Regions from separate parts of the Homo sapiens genome. Here region 1 is linked to region 2. Evidence: chromatin loops called from intact Hi-C (ENCODE). Cell type or tissue: GM12878. All regions are shown on one strand. Links, peaks and the distances in the headings refer to the core of each region. The heading gives the core; the rest is flanking DNA.

The links. Hi-C counts contacts between places; a loop is a spot of excess contacts. Peaks named below come from ENCODE experiments on the same cell type or tissue, not always from the same donor. Only the 100,000 strongest peaks of a DNase experiment are listed, where the experiment ranks them.
Region 1: it touches region 2 in a loop (4-fold over the local background); 1 of 110 quality-filtered maps calls a loop at or near these places.

What each region holds. Positions count from the first base shown.
Region 1 is chr2:13,519,228-13,526,033 of GRCh38, reverse strand. LOC105373485 (a long non-coding RNA gene) reads left to right here. Exons shown (of 2, transcript XR_922814.3): 2 at 2,679-6,537. Among named protein-coding and RNA genes, the nearest start is that of MIR3125, 790 kb to the right of the region's middle. RefSeq lists enhancers at 2,503-2,872, 2,252-3,451. In GM12878, for the core only: a CTCF peak has its summit at 2,685; DNase peaks (open chromatin) are centred at 1,327, 2,318 and 2,693; H3K4me3 peaks cover 2,458 bases; H3K27ac peaks cover 4,028 bases.
Region 2 is chr2:13,190,663-13,197,468 of GRCh38, reverse strand. All of the region lies in intron 1 of LOC105373436 (a long non-coding RNA gene), which reads right to left. All of the region lies in intron 1 of LOC105373484 (a long non-coding RNA gene), which reads right to left. Among named protein-coding and RNA genes, the nearest start is that of MIR3125, 460 kb to the right of the region's middle. In GM12878, for the core only: CTCF peaks have their summits at 3,347 (motif pointing left) and 4,097; a DNase peak (open chromatin) is centred at 3,338.

The DNA.
Region 1 (6,806 bases), core at 683-5,682, 330 kb before region 2:
GATGCCCCTGGCCAAATAAACCCCTTCCTTCTTTAACTCGGTGTCTGAGGAGTTTTCTCTGTGGCTCATCCTGCTACAGTAGTTCCTGGGTTCCCAGTAGGAAAAGAGGCCAACCCTCAGTAAGCAAACACTTTTCAAGTTTTTACTTGTATCATACTTGCTAATGCCCTCTGACCAAAGCAATTTGCAAGGCCATGCCGAGATTCTAAGGATGGAGAGAAAAACTTCACCTCTTTTTTGAGGAGTCGCAAAGTCACATTGGGAAGAACGTACCTACATGGATGGGAAAAAAATGTGGCCGTTTTTTCACTCTACCACAATTCCATTGATTTATATTCCATTCAATATCTACTATGTTGACCAATTTTGAACCATTCTTGTTTCCTACTTAATGTGAAAAAAAATACAGTATCATCTTTAAACCCTTCCTTTTTCTTTCACCCTGTCAATGTCTTCACTGTAAACCATGCTAGCACATACCAAATATATATATGTGTGTGTGTGTGTGTGTGTGTGTGTGTGTGTGTGTGTGTGTGAAATCATTTCAAATTCTTATTCTGCATACTGGGAGAAAATAAATTCTAGACTTATTTGGTACTGAAGTCATTAATACCAAAGAATTTCCATATTAATATTACTACTCATTGATTTACTGTGTCAGTATGACTCTGTTACACCTCGTATCTGCCAATAGTGATTAAGCGCTGAATGGCATTTACCTGTAACATTTGTCTACTATGAACTGTTTTCAGGAAGATTTAATTTACACATTTAAGGACAGTAGAGCCAATATAATGTTGTTTAAAAATAGCATTTCTTAACTGCTATAAGACATCTATGAGTCTTCAACCCTATTATTCTGTCTCTTCCTTTCGTTTTTATTAATGACATTGCAGCACAGCTGAAGGCATGTCACAATTTATCATTTATCTTGAATATAGAACATGGATTAAAACAATAAAATTAGTCACCTATATATTGGCTTTCTTTTTTTTAACTTTTCAATTAGATTGACATCATTAGGAAAGACATTGACTATGAAGTACATCAAAATGAAGAACAAGTGGATATATTTTCACATGAATCCAGTTTTGTAAGTGGCTTATTAGGAAAGTGAGGTGGGAAAAGCAGTGGGAACGCGGAGGGCTATATCCTTTCTCTAGCTTGGCTGCTAACTCATTATTTATCTCAACAGGGTTACATCTCTCTAAGCCATAATTTATTTCTCTATAAATCTATGAGTTGGGAGTAACAAGCTGGTTTTCCCCAGGTATTAACAGAGCTACTTCCAGGGTTCACCACAATTGTAACTTGGTTTCACTTCTGATTTTACATTTAACTTTAAAAAAGAAAACTGAAAATTTTCACGTGTGGATGCTTTATTCATCAACTTTTCATACTTTGTGTTTGTTGTGGAGTGAATGCTGGATTAATCCCTTTTTTGAGTGTAACAGATAGTCTCCTCTGCATTTTTTGCTTAATTAAAATTGCCACTCTACTATGGACTCAATTATGTCCACTAAAAATGTATATGTTGATGCTGTAATCCCCAAATGTGATAGTATTCAGAGATAGAGCCTTTGGTAGATGAGGTTGTAAGGGTGGGGCCCTAATGATGAGATTGTTGCCCTTATAAGAAGAGACACCAGAGAGCTTGATCACTGTCTCCACCATGTAAGGACAATGAAAAGGCAGCCAGATAGAATCCAGGAAGAGAATCTGATCCTGCTGGGCTTCTAACCTCCAGAGTTCATCTTGGACTTCTAACCTCCAGAACTGTGAGAAATGAAATTATTGTTGTTTAAACTACCCAGTCTATGGTATTTGATATAGCAGCCTGAGCTGCCTAAGACATCTTTTTCTGACTGTAACAGAATAAAATCTTTTCTGCATCCTTTGCTTCATTAAACATTTTTAATATATAGATTTTTAAATTTATGAGAGTTTTATGGATATTAGGCAACCAAAACAAAGCGACAAACTCATTAGGATGTTACAGGCTTTATAAGACCCCATGAATTCCCTCCCCCATCTCAAAGTCACTTATTTATTAAAATGACCTTAATTTTCCATATGATTTTTGTTAAATACATACTACCAGTTTCATTGTGTGTATTTTTTATTGTATTAAAAAGTTCCTTCGCCTATTCTGTATGTCCACATATAAAATAGCCTGTGACAAAAATATTCTACACTGAGAATGTGAAACTTGAGAAAAGGAAAATAGCTGAGAGCAGTCTGAGATCTGCAAAGTATGCAGACCCAGAGAGACGTGGGTATGGGATTCAGTCATGCTCACACCCCACACCCATGCCTAGGGGAAATTGTTTAAAGTCATTTTGTTCCTGACTGCCTCACTCAATACCTTCATGTTCTTAGAATTTATGATACAAAGAACAATGCTGAGCCAATCAATGGCTTATATTATTTTAATGTAAATCCTCGGTAAAAACCTCAGGAACTGACTCTTTCTTTCCCTTTAAAATCCACTTGTTACTGTTGCTAATCAGAGTGTATATTCAGGACAAATAGAATCTATGCTCTTGGGCTGCAGCCCTCAAACTTGGCCCAAGTAAACTCTGCTTAGTAATAGATTAATTTTAGCTCAGCAGGTTCCTTTGAGATAGGCATATCTGGCATCGTCAGCAGGATTCAGAGTGACTCATTCTCACCACCAGGTGCGGTGTTTCTGCCTGAAAGCAGTGCTTGATACCAGCACGAACTCTGCATCTTCAGAAGTCCCACTGGGTGTTCTGGGTAAGTTCTCCAGAATTAGGACCTCCCACTCCTTGGTTGAAATATAGACTTTATTTGGCTGTTTTTCAAACTGTCTCTTTTCTTTAAGAGAGGGCTTTGGTCTCTGTCTTTGGACACAAGCTCCAAGTAAAGAGCTCTGTAGAAAATGTCTTTTTGCTGCTGTGTCTCACAGGAGAGGTTCAGATCAAGGTTCTTCCACCTCTGCCTCAGGACTGGAGGCTTAGGTCAAGGTTTTTCTGCCTCTGTCTCACAGCAGAGGTTCAGGTCAAAGGATTGGCAGTTAGACACGGATGGTTTTGTTTTATATGGCCTACTTTTAAGATTAAAACTGTTTCTTCTGCTTAAAAATTCAGACCTATCCTTTTATTTGAGACCAATTCCTGTTAGTTTCTAACCGAAAAGTGTTCCCTCTTTTTGCTCTTCCAAACAGGTACACTATGAAAGTCTGGTCCTCATACACTGAGCACACTATTGCTCCCTGGAAGTTAGAGACAGTCTGAGATAAGTTACACTTTCACCCTAAATACATTCCCAGGCTTGACACTTTTGAAAAGTTCCTAAATTATGGGAAGTCAAGCATCAAAATTAGAGTATTCCTTTTAGAAACACCAGCTGGATTTATGTATAACACTCGTGGGGTATCCTCTTGTAAAGGCCTAGGAAAGTGGACCCACCTAACCTGGTGATACAGAAGGCAGAAATTATTTAGGCAGATAGTGAGGGCAACAGAGTTCTTGGCAGAGCTTCCCTTCTAACAAAAAGCAGCCCCCCAAATCATTGCTTTTCTAACAAAGAGCAGCCTGAAAAATAGAGCTGCAAACATAGATAATCAAGCAGGAAGCTTGCACGGGCGAATGCTGGCAGAGGCACCAATAGAAAAGGGCCACCTGGGGGCCAGGCATGTCCAACACGGAGGCTCCATCTTCCCTTTTCTTGTTACCATGTGTAGAGTAAAGAAACGGGCAACATGGCACAGCTCAGGCAGAAGACCCGCCTGCATAATAAAAGATTATGGTAGGGGTGGCCAGAAATTCATACCCTATGCACACGGCACATCTAGTCCCAACCAGTTTTTCATGACCTATGCAAGTGGCACACCTGGTCCAACCAATGTTTCACACCCTGTGTAAATCAAACACTGCCTCCTCACCAGGCATCTATAAAACCCCTTGCATTTCACCATGGATCCGGCAACCCATTTTTCTGGACCCCTGTCTGCAACAGAGAGCTCTTCTCTTTCTTTTGCCTATTAAACTTCCACTCTCAACCTGACACTTTATGCATCTGCATCCTAGATTTCTGTGTCTGTGAGACAACAGATCTTGGGTGTTACTCCACAATGAGGCCATTTCACTGGGACGATCATAAACAGCAGTAACCAAAATAAGAATCCTTTGCTATGTTGAAAATAATTCTTTGTGCACACAATTGGAAAAAAAAGCTGGTTTTTGCACCACACAAACTGAATCAGAGTAGTTTGTTTGTCTTGAATTAAATCTGGTAATAAGAAATTTAAAAAGATTCTTTCTTAGAGCTCTATGGTCAGAAGTCAGCTTAACTAAAAGCTGACATTTAGGCTATAATTTTAAAAATAAGAATAAAAGGGGCTTTCTGCATTTTCTTCTTTTGGATCCTGTTTTGGGGGATTTTTTTCCGTTGACTGAAACTCTTTTTAAATGTGTTTGATCCCTCTGGTTACTTCCTATCTTGTTGGCATAATTTTTGCTGAGAAAAATGTAAAACATCATTTGCCTTTTAGAAAGCTTAACATGCCCCCAAATTGGCTCTTATAAGACTTATTCTTTTGTTTCTTTTCACTTCTGATCCTTTTTTCACTATTTTTGATACCACAAATAATAGTAGTAATAATAATAATAAAATAATATAGTATATCTCTAGAGGAGATATATTGTATTATTGTCTTTCAAAATTGTATGATATTCCTAAAATTATGATGTGTTAACATATGTTGTCAGACACAAATATGGTTATTATGTTACACTGTCATTCGCCACAGAATTTCCTTGTCAATTGTGTTTTTAACCATGGTTAGTCTAAGTCTTTTGTCATTCATAGAAAATTATTGTTTTACTTGGATTCTTCTCAGAAAGTGGTTTACAATTGACAACAGTCCAAAATTTGCTTTTTTTTTTTTTAAGACAATTCATGAGAATGAACCCTGACAAGTACTCTTGAATACAGGTTTCTAATAACTTTGGAGATTGTATTATTAGACTAAGTAAAGACTTTAAGAACTCCCATAAACTGATGTGTTCATGAAGATTTCTAACTCAACATCAAGCAGAATGAGAATTTATTATGTGGGACTGAACTGATAGAAAAAGAAGACTGAAATGCTTTTTAGGACTTTGTGTTTAAAACATTGCTGATTCTTTTTATATTTGTTTTGCAGAGTAAATGAAACTTTTTTGAGCTGTTTATAGCTTACAGAATTGGGTGAAATATAACATTTGTGAACAACATTCTCTATACCTTATTTCTCCAAAATTTAAAATCCATTTATTAATAATCTTATTTTATGGTAACCATAAAATAAGATACACTGATTATTATACTAAGGCTATGACCAAAATGGCATATTTTTGGATATTATCAGACTGCTTTAAAAAATTAAGATTGACTTTATAGAGTCAATAAAAAGTCCTCAGAGAGATTGACCTGGTACTTTGTCTACATAGTTCCTTTCAAAAATTCTGACCTTGCAGTAAGTAAAGAATGTCAATATCCAACAGGCCCAGGAAACTCAAGATATCTTGGGGACCTTGAGAAGGGAGAAGTTTATTCAATTTGTACAGGTATTACAGGCACATTCTAATTGTGAATCTTTGACTTGGCTTCCTAGCCTGGAGACTTATAAAAGCCTAATCTGAAATTCCTTAAGAAAGTTTCAGCAAAGCCAATTTAAAAGAGCCTATATGGTAATCGCTATTCTTGTTGTGTTTTTTGAAAATAATCAGGCTCAGTACAACACTAAAACTTATTTTGGAAGTAAATTGGTCCTACTAAGATTTGTCTTAGGTGTAAATGGGAAACTGGAGAGAGAAAAATTATGGTTCAGAGAAAAATTATAGCATACCTGTTATTAGATTCCAGCCCTGACCACTGTTTTTGAGTTTTTGTCATTTTCCAATAATTTGGACTGAATCCCCAATGAAACAGGTTTTTTACTATGTATTTATCAGTTTTTCTTCTTCTGAGAAAACCAAAAGCATGAAATTCTGAAGACTGGAGATGACTTAACAAGAAATGACAGTTATAGAAATCAATGACTTGACTGAGGATTATCCAAGAATGAGCCTTCCCAGTGCCAAGGGATGAAGGCCTAAGAGATTGATCATCACTGCTTCCATGGGAAGATTTTTTATAAACAGGAGAAATGAGGAAAGGAAAATAGCTCCGAGCAGTCTGAAGTCTGCAAGGTGTGCAGGGCCAGAGAGACATGAGTATGTATATGATGCCACACTATGCCTAGGAAAAGTTTAGTCCTTGTGCCCCTGACTAGCTGCCTCGCCCATTATCTTCATGTTCCTAGAATTTGTAACACAAAGAACAATGTACAACCTATAAATAGCTTATGTTATTTTAATGTAAATTTTTGGTAAACAACTCAGGAACTGCCTCTTCTTTCCCTTTACTTCCCTAATTGTTTACAAGCAACACTTATTACGTTGCTGATTTGAGTGTATATTCAGGATAAATAGAATCTATGCTCCTGGGTTGCAGCCCTCAAGCTTGGTCCAAATAAACTCTCTACTTACATTGTTTGCCTCAGCTGCTTCCTTTTTTGTCAAAAAATCCACGGAATTAAATGCTCTCTTGAAATATTTTAAAGATTAATCTTGACTGGTTCCCATGTCAAGAGAAGGAAACTTAAAAAAAAAAAAACTGTATAGAGGTGCTATATTCTCACTGCTGAGTTGCTGGTAAGTTTTCATTTTTAATGAGGTCCGTGTCACACTGAAGGGTTGGAAGTTCTAGCTTGAAGATGTAGCATATGGTGGTTTTATTAAGGAGACTCAAGAAAAGCT
Region 2 (6,806 bases), core at 651-5,650:
AAGATGAAACAGACAGATTTAGATATCAAAGAGCAGTGCAGGCAGAATGAGACCCTAAAGAGCTGAGTCATACACAGAATGGGAGATTGGACATGAGACTAATTCTTTTTTCTCACTTGTAAGTGGGAGCTAAATGATGAAAATACATGGACACCTAGAGTGGAGCAACACACATTGGGGCCTTTTGGAGGTAGAGAATGAGGAAAAACAACTAATGGATACTACTAGGCTTAATACTTGGGTGATGAAAAAATCTGTACAACAAACCCCTGTAACACAAGTTTACCTGTGTAATAAACCTGCACTTGTACCTCTGACCTTAAAATAGAAGTTTAAAAAAATCTACATGAGTGAGAGAATGGTGATGACATTTACAAATGTTAAAAATGCAGAAGTTTTCCAATTTTGACTTTAGGCTTTAGAAATAATGAAGTAATGATGAGCGGGTTGTATTTGTCCAACCAAGGGATGGAAGTTTCAGGGAGAGGTCAGAGCTAGAGATTTAGTTCCATGTGCCATTTACATTTGGCTGCCACTCATGAGCTTTAATGATTTTTCCAAAGAAAAACCACCAGGACAAAGTCAATAGTCTCCAACATCCTCCCCCAACTATTAATATAGTAGCTATCCATAAACATCCTATTGAAATAATCTTCTGAAGATAACCCTAGGAAAATGTTGCTCTAGAATAATTTATTATAGAAAAAGGGTATGTGAAGACGTATTAGAAGACCTATAAATATTCTCATTCTAATAAAATTTGATGCAGAATCTAAGCTTTTATCTGAGAGGGCATCATGTATTGCAACAAGTGTCATTCCAGCTAGATACTACTCTCACTAGTATAATATCAATCATGTTAGTAGCAGGCTAAGTCATATTATTATGCTAATTTTTGACTGACAAGTGATTTTCAACTCTGTAATTCAGCAGCATCTACTTGACTTGTGGGACCTTCTGCTAGATCAGTACCAACCTGATACCTTGATTTTCATGCGACCTCAACCCATAAACTTTGCAAAGTTTAACTACGTTCTCCAAGTCCTCTGGTATTCTGTCTTTTTTTTTTTTTTTTTGGCGTGGGGGGAGCGGGGTGGAAACCATTCTCCCAAATACATCACATATTTATTTGATTTGTTATTTAGTCCTAAGCTGCCTTTAAAGCTCTAACAGTAATAGCTTTATTTGAATTGATAAGTTTTTTGTTGTTTGTTTTCAGTAATGCTACAAATAGAAAAACCACATGCATTATGGAAATAATCATAACCTTTCCACAAACATGCTTTGTCAACATTCTAATATTTAATCAGATATATCTGAAAACATATATATATATATATCAGTTTTCTTTTTATTAATATCTTCTATTCTGTCTGATTTCCTGGGAGTATACCACCAGGTTTAGAAATTACTCATATATTATTTACACACACACACACACACACACATATATATATATATACATAAAGCTATTATTTGAAACCTATTTTCAGAGAGCATTGCTTTAAAAAAGTTAAAAGAAATTAGCCAAGCCAGGCCCAACGCTCTACTTATCCTTTGATACTCACAAATATTCCCGAAAAATATTTATTTTTCATCCATGTTTGCCATCTATCTCTACTACCTTAAACTTTTTATGTTAATAGGATCAATAATTTTGGATGATGATTTTCAATTTTTTTATGACTCCAAATACTAAAAGATAGTTATTGGGAATTTTAAAGGTCTTGTCCTACAAATGTTTCAAACAACTTTGTATCTTGACCTATTATTTACTATTCAGATACATTATTTTATTTTAATTTCATTGTAACTTATTTCTTTCCTGAAATCTAATGTAGATATGTATATGAAGAAGTTGGTTAAAACTATATTTTCATACTATCATAGTACATATGTTTATATTTTATGTATATAAATTTTCTTGAGACAAGCGAAGTTGTTTTTTTATTATTTATATGTTATCTAATAATATTTAGGTAAAAACAAATATTTGATGAATAATCATTATTTTCAAGTACTTGCCTATTTTGTAAATTAATCTAACTACCAGTTATTGTAAATTGCACAAATATATCATTACTCATTTTAAGTCCTCATCTGGATGTCATTTCTCATACCAAGTTTGCTCCTTGGAATTGTCTTAACTCTCTTTACAGAAGAGTTTCTTCCAAAGCCTTAAAAACTTTCTATCAGAAAGAACATCGTCTGTGAAGTCTTCCTAGTGGTTGATCACCACATTCATTTAATCTATTCTCTATTTAGCTCTCATAGCACAGTTCATCACAAAGAGTAAATAACTAAAAATACTTTCTGAATTTCGGTCAATGATGTTGTTTTGCATAAATAAATTTGCAAATTTTTTGTTTCTCAGTAATTCTATATATAGTTCCATCTCACATCAAGAGTAAAAGTGAATTTGTTACTTATCATAATGGCATTTCTCAAAATATTTAATGTACCGAAAATTAAATCAAATAATAATGTATACAAATTAGTTGTTGATACACTTCTGTTGCATTTAATGCAAACTACTTGAGGATCTGTGACGATCCTCAAAAGGCTGAAAGCAAATTAAAAATCCATGACCTTATCAGAGTGTTGGAAGAAAAAAAATCATGGGTTTTAAAGTCAAATTGTCATTGGTGTGGTTTTGAGGAATTACTTAAACTCATGAGGGAGTTATCTCATCTGTAAAATAAGAATCACGAATAAGTCCTCCTTCTTTGTATAAAGATTACTTTTCTCTCCTCTCTGCTAGTCTTTGAGTTCATCCAAGCCATTGTCTGAAAGTTGCATCATCCCCATCCCAGTGCAGAATTTAACACCTAAAATTGACTCAACATATGAGTGAGAAAAAAGGCAAATAATGAGATTTTTTAATGCCCATGAAGAGGAAAAAGTAATTCGTAGGTCTGATACCATTAAGGAAGGACTCCCAGTAAATAGGAGTACTGAGCTTGACACCAGAGTGTGTATGGGACTGAAAAAAAAGGAAAGAATATTTCAGTTGTGCTTCCTCTAAGCCAAACGTAGACCTTCGTGGTAACTACATGAAAGCATCTTCGGCGTGTAAAAGTTCATAAAATGTTCATTAATAAATGTGTTTATGATGAATCTTTCTAGATATGTCAAATCAGTGCAGGACATATGTTTGTCTAGCCTAATGAGTAGAAGTTCTTTAAATTTCTGATCAGCATGCCTACAATGCCAGGATTAAAAAATAGTTAGAAATTAATTACTTAAAAGTATTCTTTGCCTTTTCTTTTTTTCTCCATCTCTCCTATTTTGAATCAATTTGAAACAGAAAGCATAGGGAGAGAATGTTTCATAGGTCATTGTGCCCTCTTGTGGTAATTCGATTTGGCAGATAAATACTGAAGAATCAGGCAGGAAGACAAGAGGCTGCTGGACCCTCTACCCATCCTGCCTGCAACAGATGATGCTCCTCTAGGCATGAAAGCCAAAGTAGCCACTAATGCATCTGAAACTACAGGTACATGATAAAGAGAGAAATTTGACAGAACTAAAAAGAGTTCAATTGTACCCACACTTTCTGAAAAAGCATTTTGTTTTTAGAAGCTGCATAACCTTTGGCTAGTTACTTAATCGTCCTGAGCATCACTAGCCTCTTTTTGAAAATGAATATATTCTCCTGTCCAAACAATTCCATAGGAATTCTGTAAAGATGTCATAGGTTATTTTTTATTAAAGTATTTCGTTATCTAAATGAACAAAATAAAAGGGCATATGATTACTATATTTCGTGGTGCATACTATATATATATATATGCCATAAAAATGTGTAAGTTCAAATAAGATGCATTTAAGTGTATTCATAACTTGCATACACATTGGATATTGAATATCCAATAGCATAACTTTTTTATTATTGACTAGAAATATTGATAACTTTTAGCACAGAAAAATATTAAAGTTGAGAAAATAAACTACTGTATTTTGTGTACAGTTATATCTACTGTTAAAAGAAAGGCTTTAGACAAAATAAATTTAGCAAAGCCTATTTTAGCAAATTTATGAATCAAACAGCACAAAGAACCATGAGAGGTTCAGACAGCTCCCCCCAGCGCATGGGAAGGCAGTATTTATAAACGAAACAAGGAAGCATATACGTATATAGCTTGTGTGGTTGGTTGCAGCTGAGTGTTGACTTTCTTTATGCAGGGTGTGATGAGGCATTTGCCTTATATGGACATGGCCTGAGCAGTTGGCAGCCTGTGATTGGCTGAAGCTTATCTCATGTAAGCGACTGAGACACAGCTACTTGTTACAAGATTATATTCTTAAAATTAGGCTGCAGTTTGCTACAAATTGATTCAAGAGAAGAGGCATTAGGCCACATTTAATTTAACACTACCTATCTACTCCTTCACTAAATATATACAAACCAAATAAAACAAGAATTTCAATTCAGAAAAAACTATTAATTTAGCAAAGAAACATTTAGGTAATTATAACATGTGTTTTTATTTATTTATTCAGCAAGTGATTAAAAATAGTACGGCAGTCTCTGCTTATCAAGGGTTTTGTTTTTCAGGGTTTCAGTTACTGCTGTACAGTAAAAGAAGATATTATGAGAGAGAGAAAGATACACCATAGTCACGTAATTGTTATAATAATATGTTGTAATTATTCCATTTTGTTACTAGTTATTGTTGATCTCTTATTGTGCCTAATTTACATATTAAACTTTATCATAAGTATGTACGGGGAAAAGCATAGTGCATATAGGGTTCAATACTATTTATGGTACTATTCTGGCATCCACTGGGTGTCTTGGAGCATATATCCAAGGATAAGGAGGGATTACTGTACCCTTTGTGCAAGACATTAGTCTTGGAGTAGGGAAAACATGGTGAGTTCCCACATGAAGCTAATGTTTTAGGAAATAAACATAAATAAATAATTATAAGTGTAAAGATAGAACTGTGGTAAATGCCAGAACATGAAATATATATGTATGAGAATGTTTAATAAAGAACATTTTATTAGTTCAGAAAATCCTGAAAAAGTGACGCCTGTGCTGAAATCTAAAAGAATAACAAACATTAGAAGAGCAAAGGATTAAGGATGGATTTGGGAGAAAGAGAAATATTATAGGAAAAAGCAGTTTTTAGTGGGGGGAAATACACATTGAAAGATTGAAAAGATCAGAAAGTCAGAGAAAATAATGGCTTTAGACAAGCAGGAAAGCTCAGGCTTTAAGAATACTTTTATTTTAAGACTTGTTCTTTTTATAATTTTAATTATATAGTTTATTCCTGGAGTTCTGTAAATAAAAAATAATTTCAAAAATCAGCTGAAATAAAAGAGGGAATTCAAAACAACCTACTCCACCCCGACACACATTTGCACAAATGCACACTCACAAAATTACACTCTTTTATCTGTTCATCGAGTGTAGTGGATTTTTTTTTTTTTTTGAGGTGGAGTCTCACTCTGTTGCCCAGGCTGGAGTGCAGTGCTGTGATCTTGACTCACTGCAACCTCTACCTCCTGGGTTCAACTGATTCTCTTGTCTCAGCTTCCCAGTAGCTGGGACTGCAGGCATGTGTCACCAGGCCAGGCTAATTTTTCTTTTTTTTTTAATAGTAGAGACAGGGTCTCACCATGTTGCTCAAGTTGGTCTCTCGAACCCCTGACTTCAAGTGATCTGCCCAACTTAGCCTCCCAAAGTTCTGGGATTACAGGCTTAAGCCACTGTGCCCGGCCATGAGTAGTGAAATGTTTTAAAAGAAAATTGAGAATAAATTTGTCTTTGCTATCTATTGTTTGAGCATATTCTTAATCAGATAAATTTATGGTTACGTGCTCTGTAGAAAATGTGTTTATCACCATTATAAGATACTCTTCTCTCAGCTGTTTCTTCTTGCAGCTGATTCTCTGTTGCACAGAAAGCTTCTGGCAGATCTCCCTCTATTCTTGGTAGTCCTGCCTTGTTTATTCCCCTCCCTCAGAGGATGGGCTGGATCTAGTTAGTGAATTGCTTCTAACAAATAGAATTTGGCTAAAGTGATGAGGTGTCTCTTTTGTAATTAAATTACAAAAGACGGTGATTTCATCTTGCTGGCACGTTCTCCCTGGATCTCAAGTCAGACTCTGATGGAAAGGGTCACCTGCCAGGGAACTGAGGGCAGCCTCTGGCCAGTGGCCAGTGGGACCTGAAGACCCCACTGGCTTACAGCTCCAAAGGAACTAAGTCGTGTCAGCAACCACTGAGTAGCTCAGAAACAGAACTTGCCCCTGCCCCAATCAAACATTGAAACGACTTTGGCCCCAGTCAGCATGGTGATTGCAGCCTCATCAAGGCTGCAAGGTGAGTACTCATGCGAAGTCCCTAGTTTGCCTGGGACTGAGGTTTCCTAGGGTGCAGGACTTTCTATTGTATAATCGGGAACGTCTTGGGCAAGCCCAGATAAGTTGATTATCCTGTTTGTAACAAAAAGTCAGCCAAAGTACCCACAGGAATTGTGAGGGGACTGTCGTGGGGTGGGGGGCGGGGGGAGGGATAGCATTAGGAGATACACCTAATGCTAAATGACGAGTTAATGGGTGCAGCACACTAACATGGCACATGTATACATATATAACAAACCTGCACGTTGTGTACATGTACCCTAAAACTTAAAGTATAATAATAATTAAAATTAGAAAAATAATAAAATAAATAAATAAATAAATAAATAAATAAATAAATAAATGTATGCAGTTTTGAGCTGTTAAACGTGAGCATAGTGTGTTAGGCAGCAAAATAAAACTGAGACATATATTCAAGGCTCATCCCA